Linked DNA regions of Mus musculus: region 2 is linked to region 1. Evidence: chromatin loops called from intact Hi-C (ENCODE). Cell type or tissue: left cerebral cortex. All regions are shown on one strand. Links, peaks and the distances in the headings refer to the core of each region. The heading gives the core; the rest is flanking DNA.

Region 1 (7,989 bases), core at 1,586-6,585:
GAAAGAGGGAGGCACCCACAGACCTGGCAGGTACCTACAGCATTACGGGAGCATCTTCAAATGAAGGCATCAGGGCAGACAATGAACTTCTAGCTACTCCAGGAGTCTTCAGGATGATAATGATAAGACACTTCCTTGTCACTTCCTTGTGACTGAGTCAGAAGCACCCAACCAAATCCGGAGGCCAAACGGTTTGCACGGGCTTTAATCAAAGATACTGTACAGAGCTGGCCAGGGAAAGACTTCCTGAAACCACACCAGAGTACCTCTGGGCTCAACTACCAAGCCATCCGTGATTAACTGGTGATGTCTGCTGGACATAAGAAGCAGAAAACGGTATGCTTGCCTTTTCTGTAGTGCAGGGAGCATCTGCACCCAACGGGTCAAAAGGCCTAGAAAGCTGCACGTTCAGGCCCCACCTTAGACTCAGCTTCTAAACCAAAGTTCAGAGTTTCAATCCCGTATACTTCCCGGAGAGCTCTGAGGAAAACCCAAGAGAAGCCCGTGACAGGAATCCCTAAAAACTCTAAAAAAGCTCTGAGGAGAAGCTCGTGACAGGAATCCCTAAAAACCCTGGAGAGAGAGAGAAGGGGGGGGTTGCTATACTCAAGGACAGGCGAGTCCTAGCCCGTGCCCACCCCTGGGGTCAGTTCTTAGCCCCCAACAGGTGAATAGGGCTATAGCTAAGGTCTGATTGGTCAGATGCAAATGGAAATTCTCCCCAAGACCTTCCCCATCTCTGTATCAAACGCAAGTCCTTAGCGTGAGACCGTGAAGGTCCTGGGAGGGTAAAGACTGCGCACAATCTCCTCAGGATTCACACTCGCTCCCTGCTGGGAAATTCCTACTCTGCTCGGGAACCAAGTCTCTGCTTCTCACAATTTCCTCAGACTCCGAGAGTCGCTGCAACTCTCATCAGTTTAGCTTGGTTTCTGCTGACATCATGGGACCCTAGGATAGACGTGTGATTAGGACGCCAGTGACATTGCAACACCGTGGGTCCCCAGGACAGACACTCACTGTGAATAGGTTGGACCTGCGCTTGGACTGCTTCCGGACAGGCGTTGGAGTGTTGGCAGTGGGAGGGACGTCGATCCGAAGCTCTTTCTGGCTGGTGCTTGGGGTCGAAGGAACAGAGGATGAGTAGTCACTTAAACTCCCACCTCCGTTACTTGTCTGTAAAAATTAAAAACAAAAGCAATGCACTGTCAATCAAACAGCATCAAAAACACCCATACAGGGTCACAGCAAGGAAAATGGAAAGTGACATGAAGAAGCTCTCTTATCATGAGACATGGTGTCAGCTCCTTTACCGGACCAGTTTTACTAGCACCGAGTACCGTTGGAAGCAAGAGTTACTTTGAGAAAAGGGAACTCAGGTCTCCATAACGGGGCTTGAAAATTTCTATTTCTTGAGAAAGGGCCTCGTTCTGTTGCCTAGGGTGACCTAAACTCACTATGTAGCCCACACTGGATTTGAACTTGAAGTAATCTTCCTGTCTCGGTCTCTAGACCACTGAGACTACAGGTCAGTACCAATGCAGTGAACTTTGGAGAAAAAAAAAAAGAAAACAAAACCTAGAAAAGAATCACAATATTTCTTTCTCTGAAAAACAAGGCACAGTTAAAAATGGCCTTGTGGTCACTTCACTGTTCCTCCTGGGATGAGGAGGAAAAGGGCTCTCAGAACAACAAGCAGCCACTCTTACATGAACCTCAGAAATCAGAGGACTGTCCTAACTGAAGACACCAATGGTGGAGGGGCTCAGGTGTATCCTGGCCCATCCTAGGGGGTAAATGCACAAGGGCAGCGGCTTTCCGGGCACACTGGGTGTCTGGAATGGGACACTCACTCAAGGACAACTGATCACAAAACAAGGACCAGCAATTCACCAGCTCCTTAATGAGGCTCTGGGTGGATTCCTGTGACAAGTACTTTGCTTCCAAATTAATAATTTAGTGAAGCATTGTTGGGGGATATTACCAGCTTCTACAGGACCTAAAGGAGATGGTGACTGTAGCTGACCACCAGGTCTACGCTTAAGTGTGTTCCTGAGCCGGTAAGATTTACTCACAACTGTTGCCGCCATAAACCTATCAAGAGCAGAGCCAGTGATTTCAATCAACAGCAAAGACAGCAGCACACACCTGGCACCACCCTGTGCCAGCATGCCTCATAACGCAGGCATTGTGCAGAGCGAGAGAACATTAAAGACTGACTCCCATAAAACCCACTTGGCCACAGTAGCTTCTGAAGGAAATGGGAAGTCAATTACAGACATGCTGTTATTTACAAAGTTAAAAAAGAAAAAAAAAGAAAAAAGAGATGGATGACAGCTTTGGCACGGCTGTGCACCCTCCCTGCCCCAAGTCCTCCTTGGCGCCCGCTCACTGCCTCACCTCCCGCATCACCTCCAGTACCTGGCTGATGTGTACCGCGGACACTTGGGCAGAACACACAGACGAGTGGCTTGGAGAGTTGGGTAAGGACTTGCAGGGGCCTATGGATAGCTGCTGCTTCTTCCTTGTGGCAACGATCTTCTGGGCAACTAGTAGACACAGAGACAGGAGACATCAAGGTGAGGCTGCCGGCCGTGTATGAGATGAACAACAGGGACCTCTGATGATCCCTGGATCCTGCCATTTCATCATCTACCAGTTTCATCTGGACACCTGACTAGCAGGATAAATATGACATTTCCCAGGGTGATCATGGCCCACAAACAAGCCCTGGCCAATTGAACCAGAGCACAAGCAAGCCCTAGCCAATCAGGCCAGAGCACAAGCAAGCCTTAGCCAATCAGACCAGAGCACAAGCAAGCCCTAGCCAAATGAACCAGGACACAAGCAAGCCCTGGCCAATGGGATGAGAATTGGAAGCTCGTTTGGCTCTCAGGACCTGTTCTCAGGTGAGAGCTTCTCTTTGTCTCTTTCTTCTTTGTCTTTTTGCTTGTTCTCTTTGAAATGGACAGGTGAGGCTCTGGTGCCAGCAGCCACCAGGACCATTAGGTGTCTTAAGAAAGAAAACCACACCAGTAAGATAGGGTGTAAAACAGACCAGTCCTGACTCCTGGGAGGGCCTCAGCCTGCCTACTTGGACCACACCTCAGGGGACACAAATGTGTAGCAAGAGGTACACGGCCACCACGGATTATCCTCATCACGGAACAGTATGCAGTTATTTGATGTAAGAGTAATCCCCAAAAAGGAAAATCAAACAGAAACCCTTTGAAAGTTTCTGGAAAGAATGACCTGTAACACACTTGTAGAATTATATACTCAAACCAGAGTAATTTCATCAAGGACTCTTTATCCTTTCTTTTTAATTCTAACATACTACCACAGACACTAGAAGTTTATCTTAATCAATACAAATATAAATCCAACCAGCCATAACTTCTCTCAGCAAATAGGCTTGCTGATAAAGCATATTGAATTTAACTGCAAGGAACATCAACGATTAGAAAGCCATTCTCACACCAATAGGTGTCACAGCTCCAGTAGCAACCATGTGGAGGCATTTCTCTGGGGAGGAACTGGGGTCAAGCCTGGAGCTTCCCAGCCCTCGCTCTGCACACACTGCTACAGCTTCAGAGGCACTCTGTCCCTCTAGGACTCATGGTTACAACAAACAGACCACGCGGTGTTCACAGACAATTTCACTTCCAGATGAACACAACTTTAAGCAGAAACTGGTGTGTCCACAGCTCATGGCTTCTATGCAAAGGAATGATAGTGTTAAATGTGACTATGTGGAAATTCAATCTATAAAAAATGGTTCCCAGAGACGAAGCAGCCGCTTCATCAGTCATGGCCCACCTCCAAAAGGCTTCTCATCATCCTGAAAGGATGATATCAATTAATTTATCTTCCCGCCACGTATTGATCATAACCTTCATCAGCTAATCATGTTTAAATTACAGAGGAATTTCGTGGCACTCCGTCATTTCAAAGCCATTGGTGTATTGATCAGGTACCGTTGAAAATGTGTATTAGACAATCTTAAGAAAAATCATTACGTGCACTCGAAAAGAAAAACCTAAGGTCAGTGTCCAAGAACTGCACGCTGTCACATGGAGGTCCTGCAATTTCAACCCCCAAATTAACCCCAACTCTCAAGTGTCCGGTGCTGTGGTCTGGATGTAAACGGCCCTTTCTTGCTCTGATGTTGGAAACTTGATACCCAGCTGGTACTGCTGTTCAGGGAGGTTCGTGAAGAGTTACAAGGTGGAGCCCTGTTGAAGGATATGGATTTTTTTTAGCCTGGTCCCACTTCCTGCTCTCTGTCTTCCTGCAGATGGAACGTGATCAGCCAGCTTCCTGACCGCCAGTCCATCTTCATCTTCTTGCTGCTATGCCTTCCCTGCCATGATGGGCCCTATCCCCTCTGGAACTGTCAGTCAAGATAAACCCCCTCTCCCCCATTTCTCTTTTAGTCAGGCCCTCTGTCACAGCAACAGGAAAGTAACGAATGCACCGGGCGACTAATCATTTGCAAAAGGAGGTTCAGATAACCAACGTTTTGGTTTACTCTCAGCCCGAGATCCACCAACCTGGACCCACGATGAACTTAACCACGGACCTTAGAGGAGAGGCACAAAACAGCTCAATTGTGCACTCTCGACACCTGCGGTGAAGGTCTTCCACGAGGAGGGAAGGTTTAGGAAACTGAGACAAGTATGTCATGGAAACTCATTGTGTGAAACTTCGAATGCAAATCCCTGCCATCCTTCTTAGAAGGCACTGGGAAAATATTCAAGAATAAAGAACACAGCTCAAAGCGAGGCCACAATGGGCGGCATGAAGTGTGGCTGCACACTACAGGTAAAAGCCTCTGCCCCCATGGTGTCTGTCCCTCCAACCTTAATCATCAAAACATAGACTCATAGCATCAAACAGTTGGCAGCAGTTATTTTTACTAATTTTATTTCCTGTTTGACCTACATCCTCATCACTATTATTCTTTAGACCTTCTAACTTACACCAATAAAGGAAAGAAAATGATTTTTAAATTTTTTGTTCTATGATATTGTGAGTGCTTTGTAAAGATAAAACATAAGAGGGCACATCTACTGAATGCCAGACAAGAGGATTCTGGGTAAGGCTGAATCAAATGAGAAAAGGGGAAGATGAAGAAGGGCTGTCCCTGTGTTGTAAGACACCTTGACACCCTTTTTGTCTAAGGGAAAAATGAATATTAACTATGTAGTAACTTCCTGCTAGCAGCCACATATCCACTGATGGCGGCTGCTGCTTCCTGCAGTGTGCACCAAGGAGGAAACAGCTCGCCTGGTGCCTCAGATGAAGCTTTTCCTTAAGTACCGAGAATACTCCATGCAGGAACCATGCAGACGGTTACAGGACCATGACCACCATCAAGGGACTATGTGGGAAACTGAGCAAGTCTGATCCCATCAGGTGACTGCTTGGTCCCTCCCCAATTACCAGTCTACAGCAGGGGCCACAGGGACCAAAGGCAGGCCCTGCCCCCGTGAAAATATTAATTATTGCTGCTACTTGGAATAAAATGCTGTTAGGTTTACAACAATCAGATATAACCCTAGACACCGCTGGCTGGGTGATCTAATTCTCTTTGATTTTGCTAGCACCTTGGCCATTCAACAAACACGGTTACATATCTTACATCATCAGTACACGCATGTAAACGTCTCATGTTTTGTACCAAGTACACAAACACCCAAGCCCAAAATGAACTTCTTTTTTAAATTATTGTTGAGATTTATTATTCATGCTTGGTGGGATTCTACCATGATGGGCTATGCTCCATCTCAAAGTGTCACCTAGGACAAGATGACCATTGCCCTTTACCACAGAATCCCAACACTTCCTCCTTGGGGTACTTGGGGTTCTTTAAAGTTGCTTCCTCTACAATGTAACTTTCTGCCTGGACTTGAACAGGGGTCAAAAGCTTTCTGCCTGGACTTGAATGGGGCGGGGGGTACAATATCCTAATCTGGGTTAATATAATCCTTAAACTGAAACCTATATCCATTCTGCAACTACTAAGAGCTACAGACAGTAATAACAAAACCCAACATGGACTTACTTGCTTCTCCCAAAACTGTACATTTTCTACTTAACATGGAAGCATGAAAAACATTGAGATGGACTGCTCTGCTTGACCCCAGTCAAACAACCCATCTTCTTCCAGACATTACTAGCTCATCCACACAAAAGCATCAGCCACCTTGGTCCTACCAGGAGAGTGAGCCCTCTGCTCACAGCCCTGTGACCATGCTACCGGCTGAAGGCTGAGCATGGTAGGAGAGCTATGACCTCACTCTATCCAGCAGATAAAGAGGTCCCAGTGGAACCTCACTGGTCTTACAGAACCTGAAAGACTGAGGCAGCAGGAAAACTAATTCTAGGCCAGCCTGAACTATATAGATCTGATCTCAAATAAGCCAACAACAACCCCACATATATGAATATAAAAAACAGACAGAGGAGGACAGCAGCTCAGACCATGCCTGGAAGAGTCAGGCAGGACCTCCAGCCCAGCCTACATTGACCCAGGACAGGAGCTGGGGGATCCCCTGCTCTCCAGCCCTTTCTCTGTTTCTAAGGGTACTCGTGTAAATAACTCTGGTGATTTAAATGATATATGTACCCCATAGTCTCAGTCGTTTGACACCTTAGTACCCAGGTGGTGGAGTTGCTTGGGAAAGAGGCTTGGAAGGTGTGCCTTGTTTGAGCACACCTTCAAGCCAGACTCTGAGAGTCTACAAGATTCATGCTGTTCTTTTCTCTTTCTGCTTTGTTGTGCTTGAGGTTCAAGATGTGAGCTCTCAGCTTCCTACTCCAGCTGCCATGCCTGTTGCTGCTTGTCATGACAGAAACATCTCTCTGGAACTGTAAGCCCAAATAAACTCTGCCTTCTATGACTAATATTAATATATATACAGTGACATAAACAAAGGAAGCTTGTTGGCAAGACAACAGTGTGTCAACCAAGCAGAGCATAGCCCCCCCCCCCCCCCCCTCTAGCAGCATCCTTCAAGTCTGTGTCCTTGTCTGTGGCTACCCCCACCCACAACTTCTGACCCCTATACCTTAGGAGCTGATCTGGCTCTGTGACCTCATGTGGTGCTTAGGGTCTCTGGTAGCTGCCTGCAAGTCAGACCACATGTTCCTACATGAGCCCTGGGCAGTTTCTGGTGTAGCTGACTATCCTGTCCAGTCCTTTCTTTTCTAGGCTTCCAAAACACACAAGGTCCTTGGCCTCACCACCCCTCTGCCTGGAACTCAATTCCTTTGTTGGCTTCTCACAAGGTGCTTCCAGGGCTCTGGTCCTCAGGCCTCTCAAAGCTCCAGATTCTCTTTCGGGGAGGAACCTGGACATTCATGCCTTAGTAACCACTCTCAATGCTGATGGCACTCTGTTGAAAGAGCCTGCGAGGCCTTCCTGTGTTCTAAAATGACAGGACCACAGTCAGTCCAACACCTGACTTCACTGTGCTGCCAGCCCAGAACCTCCTCTCTTTCCTCTGCAGTCCTAGCCTCCTGTGCAGCAGCCCCTGGTCCTGCGCAGGAGCAGGAGACACAGAAAACCACTGGCCCAACCACCAGAGATGTTCCCAACCCATCTTCAGTCAACACCCTGACCAAGCCCTCAGCCTCCCATGGCTGATTAGAGATGAAGCCTAAAGGACCCCTAACTGGAGCCCAGGGCCCAAGCTGCAGGGTCATCTTCTCCAAGACAAATCAATTGCGATACTGAGATTAAGACATTGTTCTGAGTAGGTTTTCAATGACTCTGGCCACACAAGCCTTATATGGGTTAAGGGTGGATTTCTGAACTCCTGTGATAGCCCTACCTTAACACAAGTCTTGCCACCTCTTCTAGAACACCCAGAGATCTCAAATCAATTCCCACAAGGTTCTAGAGCAGCAGTTCTCAACCTGTGGGTTGCAACCCTCTTTGCTAAACCTTTCTCTCCAAAACTATTTACATTACAATTCATAGCA
Region 2 (7,989 bases), core at 840-5,839, 190 kb before region 1:
TGTTTATAGGAATTTTTATAAGCGATGAAATTAACCTGTGCGAATAAACAGTATATGCACAGTTGTCCTGAACAGGGAGGGCGAGGAGGAAGAAACTTCCAGGGATATAGAAAAGGCCATGAAAAGGTAAACGCACGCAGTTGTCAAAACTGACTTGGCAGCACACCTAAGAAGTGTGCAATGCATATGCAAAATTGACCTCAATTTAAAGGTTTATATTAATTTTGTGTTTAGGTGGGTATGGGCATATGTGAGTATAGGTACCTCATGGGCATATGTGCAGTCCAGAAGAGGACATTGGACCCTATGGGGCTGGATTTAAAGGCAGCTGGGAACCACCCAAAGTGGGTGCTGGGAACTGAACTATGATCCTCTGAAAGAGCAGCCTACTCTCCTAACTACTGAGTATCTCTCCATCCCCTCAGTATAACTTAAAAAAAATTTTTTTAATGTAAGTTGCTCTCTTCAGACACACCAGAAGAGGGCATCAGATCCCATTACAGATGGTTGTGAGCCACTTTATGGTTGCTGGGAATTGGACTCAGGACCTCTTAACTACTAGGCCATCTCTCCAGCCCCCTCAATGTAACTTTTAAAAAGATCAGACAGAGGCAGACATAGTGGCATATGCTTTAAATGCCAGCAACCTGGCAGCAGATGCAGGTGGATCTCTGTGAGTTTGAGGTCAGCCTGGTCTACAAAAACAGTTCCAGGATAGCCAGGGCTACGTATAAGAACCCTATCTTAAAATCAAAACCAAAAAAACAAACAATATTCTAGTTGCTCTCAGTGATCCAGTTGTTCATAACTTATTTCAATAATCAAGGATGGTATTCTATTGGAATACTTCAAAAAATGCATTTACATTTCAGGTAATGATCCTGATAGCAAGTAGATCTGTTAGAGGATGGTGGTCAGTTCTGGGGGAGAATGGTTTGGAATCAACTGGGCTAAGGATGGTGTCTGAGGATACAGGACATCCTGAGCTTGGACAGTACATCCAACAGGGCTGCTACAAGTGGATCAAATGTTACTGACACATGCTCCACCACCCTGAGGCCACTCCCTGGAATCTTAGCTGAAACTCTGAGGGAAAAGTCATACTTATTGCAAACTTTCTATTTAGTAGTGGTTGTAACTCTTGCTGGATGATTCTCTGGATATGTGGGGCCAGACTAACATGTGGCAAAGAACAGATAGTCCACAGGCAGGGCTATCGGCATTCTAATCATGCAAACAAAAGCTTACCTCCAGGGTTAAAGCATCTCTCTGCACTTTACCCCTGGGATGCTAGCTGCACAGGTCTGGGGTGCATCTCGAGGGTGTGTGCTTTTTAGATGGTACTGATGCTGCTAAGCCAGTGTACAGACACAGAGCAGAACACCGGTAACATTTTCCATGCACCCAGGAGAGAACACAGAGGCTACCTGTCTCTCTTACTAGCAGCATGCAGGATCCAGGAACAAAGTCCAGCGTACTTTCTAGATAAGAAACTTCATAAATATTGTTTTCTGTTAGCATTAAGTCTGCATGATTAAGTGGGTAGGTATAATGACTAGTTTCATTTTACAAAGGATCAAACACCCTGGCTTTGAAAACCAGAATCATAGAAGATGCTGAACTATGAATCCTCCGGCAGGCTCCACATTTCATCATATAGATACAACAGTGGGTGAAGAGCAGCCTCCACGTTTTTACAAAGGGAGTTGGGTCAGAGACACATGCAGAGGGAGGCCAGGGCAGGAACAGGGTGTAGCCATGTGGAACGCTTAGCCAGCACCTCTGCCGGGTGACCAGTGGCTCACGGTTCTCGGTTAAATTTTCTGCATGAGAACTTAAGATCAGTACCGGCTGTAGAGAATGCAGACTCCTGACTCCTGAGCAGAGGCTTGCCATGTGAGAGCAACCAGAAACAAACGGTTCCTCACTGTTTTTTCTTCCTTTACTGCTGTGAGGCTTTGAGAGTTTATTAGTGGGAAGGCACCGTGGACATATCACCATATAGAAGGAGCTTACTAATGCCCACACCCAGACATAGGACGGACAGCTAAGGACAGAGAAACCAAGTGCAAACCTGGCTGGGCTGAGTCACGGCCACTGCTAACACCACAGTGTCTCTAGCTGCGGTGTGGATGTGATCTCTCCTGAGCTGCAGAGCTGAGAAGGAACAGGTACAGAAGGACTAAGGGCAGCGCCAGGAGTCGGGTTTGCAAACCACAGGCCATAGGGTCTCTGTGCTCAGAAAAAGTAGACAGGGCTCTGGGGACACCGGGGAAGTTCTTCCTCCTGCCCTTCCGTGATGGACACAGGGAGAGGAGCATTTCCTATGTGGAACCACAAAACTGCATTGAAAGACATGAGCCTTTGGAGTATATGGCTGGTGTGTAATTCAAGCCTAAAACAGTTAAAACCTTTCTGTCCCCTTCCTCCACAAGCTCTCCCAAGTGGACAGAGGCTCAACTGGCCGAGGTGCCCGAGAGGCATCCTCCAGCCATGATTGCAAATCTTAACACCCAGAAGCTCCTCAACTGTTTCCATGGATACACTTCGGAGAGGCAACAACACAGATTTCCAACCCAAGATGCTCTCTCTGGCAGCCAGGCTGGCTTCCAGCTCATACTGGCTTCCCACAGCCATCAGACAAATAAGCAGGCTTCTGGGGAGCGGCATAAGAAACCCTGCATACCACCCTGTCCAAAGGCGAATGCCAGTCAGGCATCTTCTGTAAACGGAAACCCTTTATGGTTCCGCTTAGAAGATTCTTCTTCCAACTACCCTTCCCATGATAGGGGCTGGTCTGTTCGGGGCTTGTCAGAAGCTCGCTGTCCAAGCACAAATCTCCTCCAAGCTGCCTGGCCTCGCTCGGCTCTGTGCCTTGTCACTGTAATCTATAGGTATTATTTCTAAGGCACTGTTAATGCACTCCTCATCTGTACATTTTCCTAATTGGCTTAATACTTATAGTGGAATCTTTGGGATCCGGGCCAGTGCTCTAGTAAACTCACGCATATTTAGTAATGTGCTAATGAGGCCCCGTCCAGTCAGGAAGGGCTGCCCCGAGAGTTATGGCACTTTCGGTCGGATTCCAACTTGGCTGCTAAGAGAAGTTGCTAAATATCTTAAGTAAAAGCAGAGGTTCCCCAGGCAGCTGTTGGGTCTGCAGAGCCGTGGATGTATAAACTTTATTGGCAGTAAATGTCACTCCTCTGAGTAGATGCGTGCCCGCAGAGCCTCGGCTCCTTGGGAGTCTGGCCATGCCGGGGCTGGTGCCGGACACACAGGGGACAAGGAGGGTGGCCTTACTCTGTGGTTGGAGCTGGGGCACGGCCGCCGACAGGCACGCGGTGGTGACAGAAATTCACTCTGAGTTGCAATTAGTGGCACTGTCATTTTCGGGGGCTCCTGCCAATTAATTAAGGCTGTCAAACAGAAAAACCACAGCGTTCACATGGTAATTTATATTGGAAGAGACAACCCTCAGGAGCACAGCGGCTTCCTCCACAAACAGATTTCTCCCTCAGAGCACTGAAATAAACACGGGAAAAATAACCGAGATAAAAGATGTGCGTCGCGTGCACGCGTGCGAAGGGGTCTGCGTGGGCAAAGCAGAAAGTTAAACTGCCCTTGTTATAACTGTTAACTCTGGTCGCCAGAGAAGACAGGCTGATTAAAACTCCAAACGAGCCCCCAGCTCCCTGAACCCTCTGCGTCCAGGATGATAGAATCAGAGGAGTTTATTCATGCCATTAAGCCCCAGAGAACTTAATTGAAAGAAGAGCACAGCCCGGACCTTGACAAGCGGGAGGTCACAGTAATTGCTGCCGGACATATTTAACATTAAGATAATCAGGCCATTAATTACCCTTCGGATCATTAAATCAGCCAGTTGCAAAATGAAATTTCTGCCTCTATTACTCACTTGAGAGACCACAGGGGTGGCCTTTAATTTATCAGGGAGCGTGAGCTACAAAGGCTGGGGCTGGGGGAGGGCAACCGGGGAGGGGGCTCCCCCACAGGCACGCTGTGGCAGTGGTGGCCGGGCAGGCATCAATCCGCCATGCTTGGTGATCGTGGCAAATTAACTAGGTAAGATCACCTCCCCGTGCAAAGGCAGAAGCTGGGGTATGTAAATAGATGAGGGCAGACAGGGAGCGCAGAGTGTGCACACCACTTAGGAAGATAATAAAGGGAATCAGCCTTGATTATCAGTGCTAATTTGGACACTGCCGGTAGCTTGTTATGCGTGTTCTGAGTAGCATTTAATTAATTCAATTGCTTGTTAATGAGGGAAGTGACATGTGGGGAGCAGATGCCACCCAACTGCAGATGGACTCTGGTCAGCCCAGCAAAGGCCTTTTTTCCGTCTCCGATCCCCCCCTTCAGTTTTTCTTTCTTTTTTCTTTTTTTTTTAAGAAAGAGAATAGAGAGAAGTGTCCAGCATAGAGGAACACTCAAAAGACACAAAACATTGACCTCAGCAGGCCAAGAACTGTTGAAAAATAATCAGACGAGACAATCCCGGGGCCGCGTGGGCAGTCATGTCCCTGAGGCCACATTTAGAACAGCGCATCTTTATGCCAGAAATTTGAGCCTGAGATTACTATATTGTGATCCTATGATCAAACCTAACAAGACAAAGACGTGGCCAAGTGGGGCTGCTTTTAATATCTCCGAGTCAGCTGCGGGGATCCAATTATTTTCAGTTTGGATACATTTCGCCTTTATCAATATCTCCGTGTGCATAAATAAGATGAAAGTGGCCCTGCAGAATCAAAGGGAAGTGGGACTCCCCTTGCCGGGCGGACTGGTTAGGTCTGGAAGAGTGTGGCCAGTCTTCTCCCACGCAGGTTTCTGATGTGGGCCCTGCTCTTCCTATCGATGGCCACGTTTCTTTATAGGTTAAAGACAGAAGAGGGTTTAGGCAGGGAGATGGAGTTACGTATAACGAGAGAGGGGTGGGGGAGGATGCTCAGAGAATGTGTACTAAACAGGCCAACGGTCCCTTCCAAGAGGCAGCAGAGTGGTAATGGGTGATTTCGGCTGTGCTCGGAGTTTCTCTCGTGAGCTGTTCCTGGAACTGAAAACACGGTCTGGCGGTCCAACTCCCTCCGATCTCCCAGCCCAAGCCAGCAGGTGCCAAGCACCGTGTAAACAGGAGGCTACCTGCACTAAAATGTAAATAGCATGGTCCCTGCTGACCCTCCCGGGGTGGATGCCATCAGGGAGACAAAGATAGGAAGTAGAGTGGGGTCAGCTACAGTGCCAAGCCCCTGGCTTCTGCCTCGTCTGGTAGGAGAACCACCTCCACCGAAGCCAGTATGACGAGCTTCCGTGTGAAAGGGCAGGGCAGAGAAGGGAGACAGGGCAGCACGGTGCGGGCTGGCCCAGGAAACACGACCCCGAGGACAGGTGTCACAGGGGCCTGCAGTTACGTGTGCTACAGACTCCAGAGCTTCATCTTACCTGTGGGAGGGGGTGGGGGAGTGTACCAACAAGAGCACCTGACACCTAGGTGCCAGGTGACCACGCTGTGTTCTGTGCATGGCATAAGCAGTCACTTGACTCATAATTATGGCTTTACCATAATGTGGACATTTTTTTCCCCTTCATCTCAAAGGCTCACCAATGATCTCGGCACTCCCTCCTGTGACAGCCAATTAGTCTCTCTACATTGGAACCCAGACCCCTGCACACCTGGTGGCTCTAGACTCAGCTGGTCCAACTGTCTATAACACAGCTTGACACACAAACATGTGCACTGAGAGTCATACAGCACACCCCCATTCCTAGCCTCAACTCCAGATAATTCTCTCCCCTGTTGCTGCCTCTACTGCCACTAACACCTCCATTTACAATCAATATTTTAAGTGTGTGCTTAAATGGTATCAATAGTGGGGGGGGGCCTGTTCTGATTCCAGCCCAGATGTAGTTAATTGTTGCCACACATCGATCTCCCCTCTAACATGACTTTCTCCAAATCAAACCCCCATTACAGAGGGGTGGAGGGCATCTTCTCCCCTCCTGCGACAATAAATTTAATATCGAATGCACTAGAAAAAAAATGGCAGCTGTTGCAGAATCCATCCAAAAAGATTTTTTTTTCCTCCTTCCTGGGAGTAATTAAAAGATGCTTTCCTTGACTAATGATCCCCCTGTTTAGGAATGGGAAGTCAATACTGCTTCAGCTGTCGTCAGCTCCGATTGATCACGGTGCTCCTCAAGTTTGAACGGCAGTTCTCAGGGCGGCTGAGGATTGCTGGAACCAATTATAGGCTATCCAGAGTTGGCCTAATAGGGGTGTGGGGACGGCAGGCAGAAGGCCAGCCAGCTGTGCCAGGCGCCTGTTCTCCCAGCCTGCCTGTAGCCATGGTTAATGCCGATGCATGGTTATTTCAGGGGACTGGCTGCTTCTTTGCAGAAAGATATCGTGTGTGCTCTTTCTCCACAGTGCTATGTGTGTGTGCCTGCACACAAGAGTGTGTGCATTCATGTAAGCATGTCTAGGCACATGTGTGTATTTTGTGTATTGAGATACGTGTATATGTATGTGTGTTGGGGTGCATGTATGTCTGTGTTAAGTGTGTGTATGTGTGCAGCAGTTTCCATTACATTCTAGAGTCAGATCCATCTCCCGAATCACTTTGAAACAGACCCAGATGCAGCGGGAAAACATCTGGGCCCTCATTTCAAAGAGTGACACTTGGTTTTTCCATGAACTAACACCAACATTTATTAAACTATTTCGTTTTGAGATTAACTTCAGGCCCTCGATGCTTCTACTAACTGGCCTTGAGTCCTCAGTGAGAAGGTAGGAGGGTGGGTGGCATTTTAGACAGGCAGTACCCAGACTAGGTGTCTATTCTCTTGGGGTGAATCCCAGACTGATCCTAGCCAAGACTTCCAGGCTTTTGTTCCTCTTTGGGGGAAGAGTGGGAGGTGGTAAGGAGGCAGGTGGTGGGATCGCTACCGTGCTGTGCATGGGCTGCACTACTTCTCATTTATGATGCTGTCTCTAAGGCTGGGAACCAAGGCAGCCCTTGGCTTGTTCTGGGTTGGCCTTTTTGAATCACCCTGCTGCCAACTTCAGCTTTCCCTGGATGATGAACTGACAGAATGTGGTCAAACACAAACACAGACTACACGAATCCTTCTGACATCAGCTACTCTGGGCTTAAGAGCTTCCCAGAATAAACCCATCTTTGCTTCTTGTTCTGAGGAGAGTCCAGCCCTGTAGGTGGCAACATTGCTGGACACGTGTGCTGTAGGCAGGGCCTTAGCTTAGGCGGTTTTGTCCCCTTACGCCTCTCTCCTGAAAACCAGCCATGCTGTGACCTCCTGGAGCCAATGTCCTCAGCGGGTCCCAACAGGGCCCACCTGCCATGATACTCCTGATCCTTTATTCATTCTTTCTCTTTCGTCCTTCCCCACTCCCTGTTTGGTGATATTTATTGAATTTAACCAGACCCCCCCCCCCAAAAAAAAAACCAACCCAAAATGAAACAAAGCAAACAACTTTCCTGGGATAATTTTACCTAAGGCACAAGTAAGCCTCCAGCTCTCAAGCTTGTCTGAAAGTTCAGAGACTCCACAGTCAGCTGTCAAGGTGCCCCAGCATCACACCACATCGCCACAGCCTCGGGGAGGAGTCCTGACTTGAGCAATGGTAGTGCAGCTGCCCTATTTGTGAGGAGGAGGACCCCCACCCATCTCTAAGCACTCAGGGGAATGCATTTCTGGCATAGTCAGTGCTTGGCAGAGTAGAAAGCTAGAGCCTGGAGTTGAGGGCAGACAGCAGTCAGAACTGTCCACTGCCCACAGAGCAGTCACTCATTCCCTGCTGGGTGCATGAAGACAATCACATCACACACGGTGTCTAACTGTTCTAGATTCTAGAAGAAGAGCCAACATATCTAATTCACAGATGGCATTAAACACATCTATATGTTTCGTTTGAACCCAAATGGTCAGGTGCATAAAATTAAACTTTTA

The links. Hi-C counts contacts between places; a loop is a spot of excess contacts. Peaks named below come from ENCODE experiments on the same cell type or tissue, not always from the same donor. Only the 100,000 strongest peaks of a DNase experiment are listed, where the experiment ranks them.
Region 2: it touches region 1 in a loop (2.7-fold over the local background); 3 of 42 quality-filtered maps call a loop at or near these places.

What each region holds. Positions count from the first base shown.
Region 1 is chr1:89,658,221-89,666,209 of GRCm38, reverse strand. It overlaps Agap1 (ArfGAP with GTPase domain, ankyrin repeat and PH domain 1), which reads right to left. Exons shown (of 18, transcript NM_178119.3): 7 at 2,422-2,549; 8 at 1,021-1,176. Among named protein-coding and RNA genes, the nearest start is that of 4933400F21Rik, 22 kb to the left of the region's middle. In left cerebral cortex, for the core only: no CTCF peak of the experiment used is centred there; no DNase peak of the experiment used is centred there.
Region 2 is chr1:89,844,652-89,852,640 of GRCm38, reverse strand. The region is part of intron 16 of Agap1 (ArfGAP with GTPase domain, ankyrin repeat and PH domain 1); the gene reads right to left. Among named protein-coding and RNA genes, the nearest start is that of Gbx2, 83 kb to the left of the region's middle. In left cerebral cortex, for the core only: no CTCF peak of the experiment used is centred there; DNase peaks (open chromatin) are centred at 2,587 and 3,274.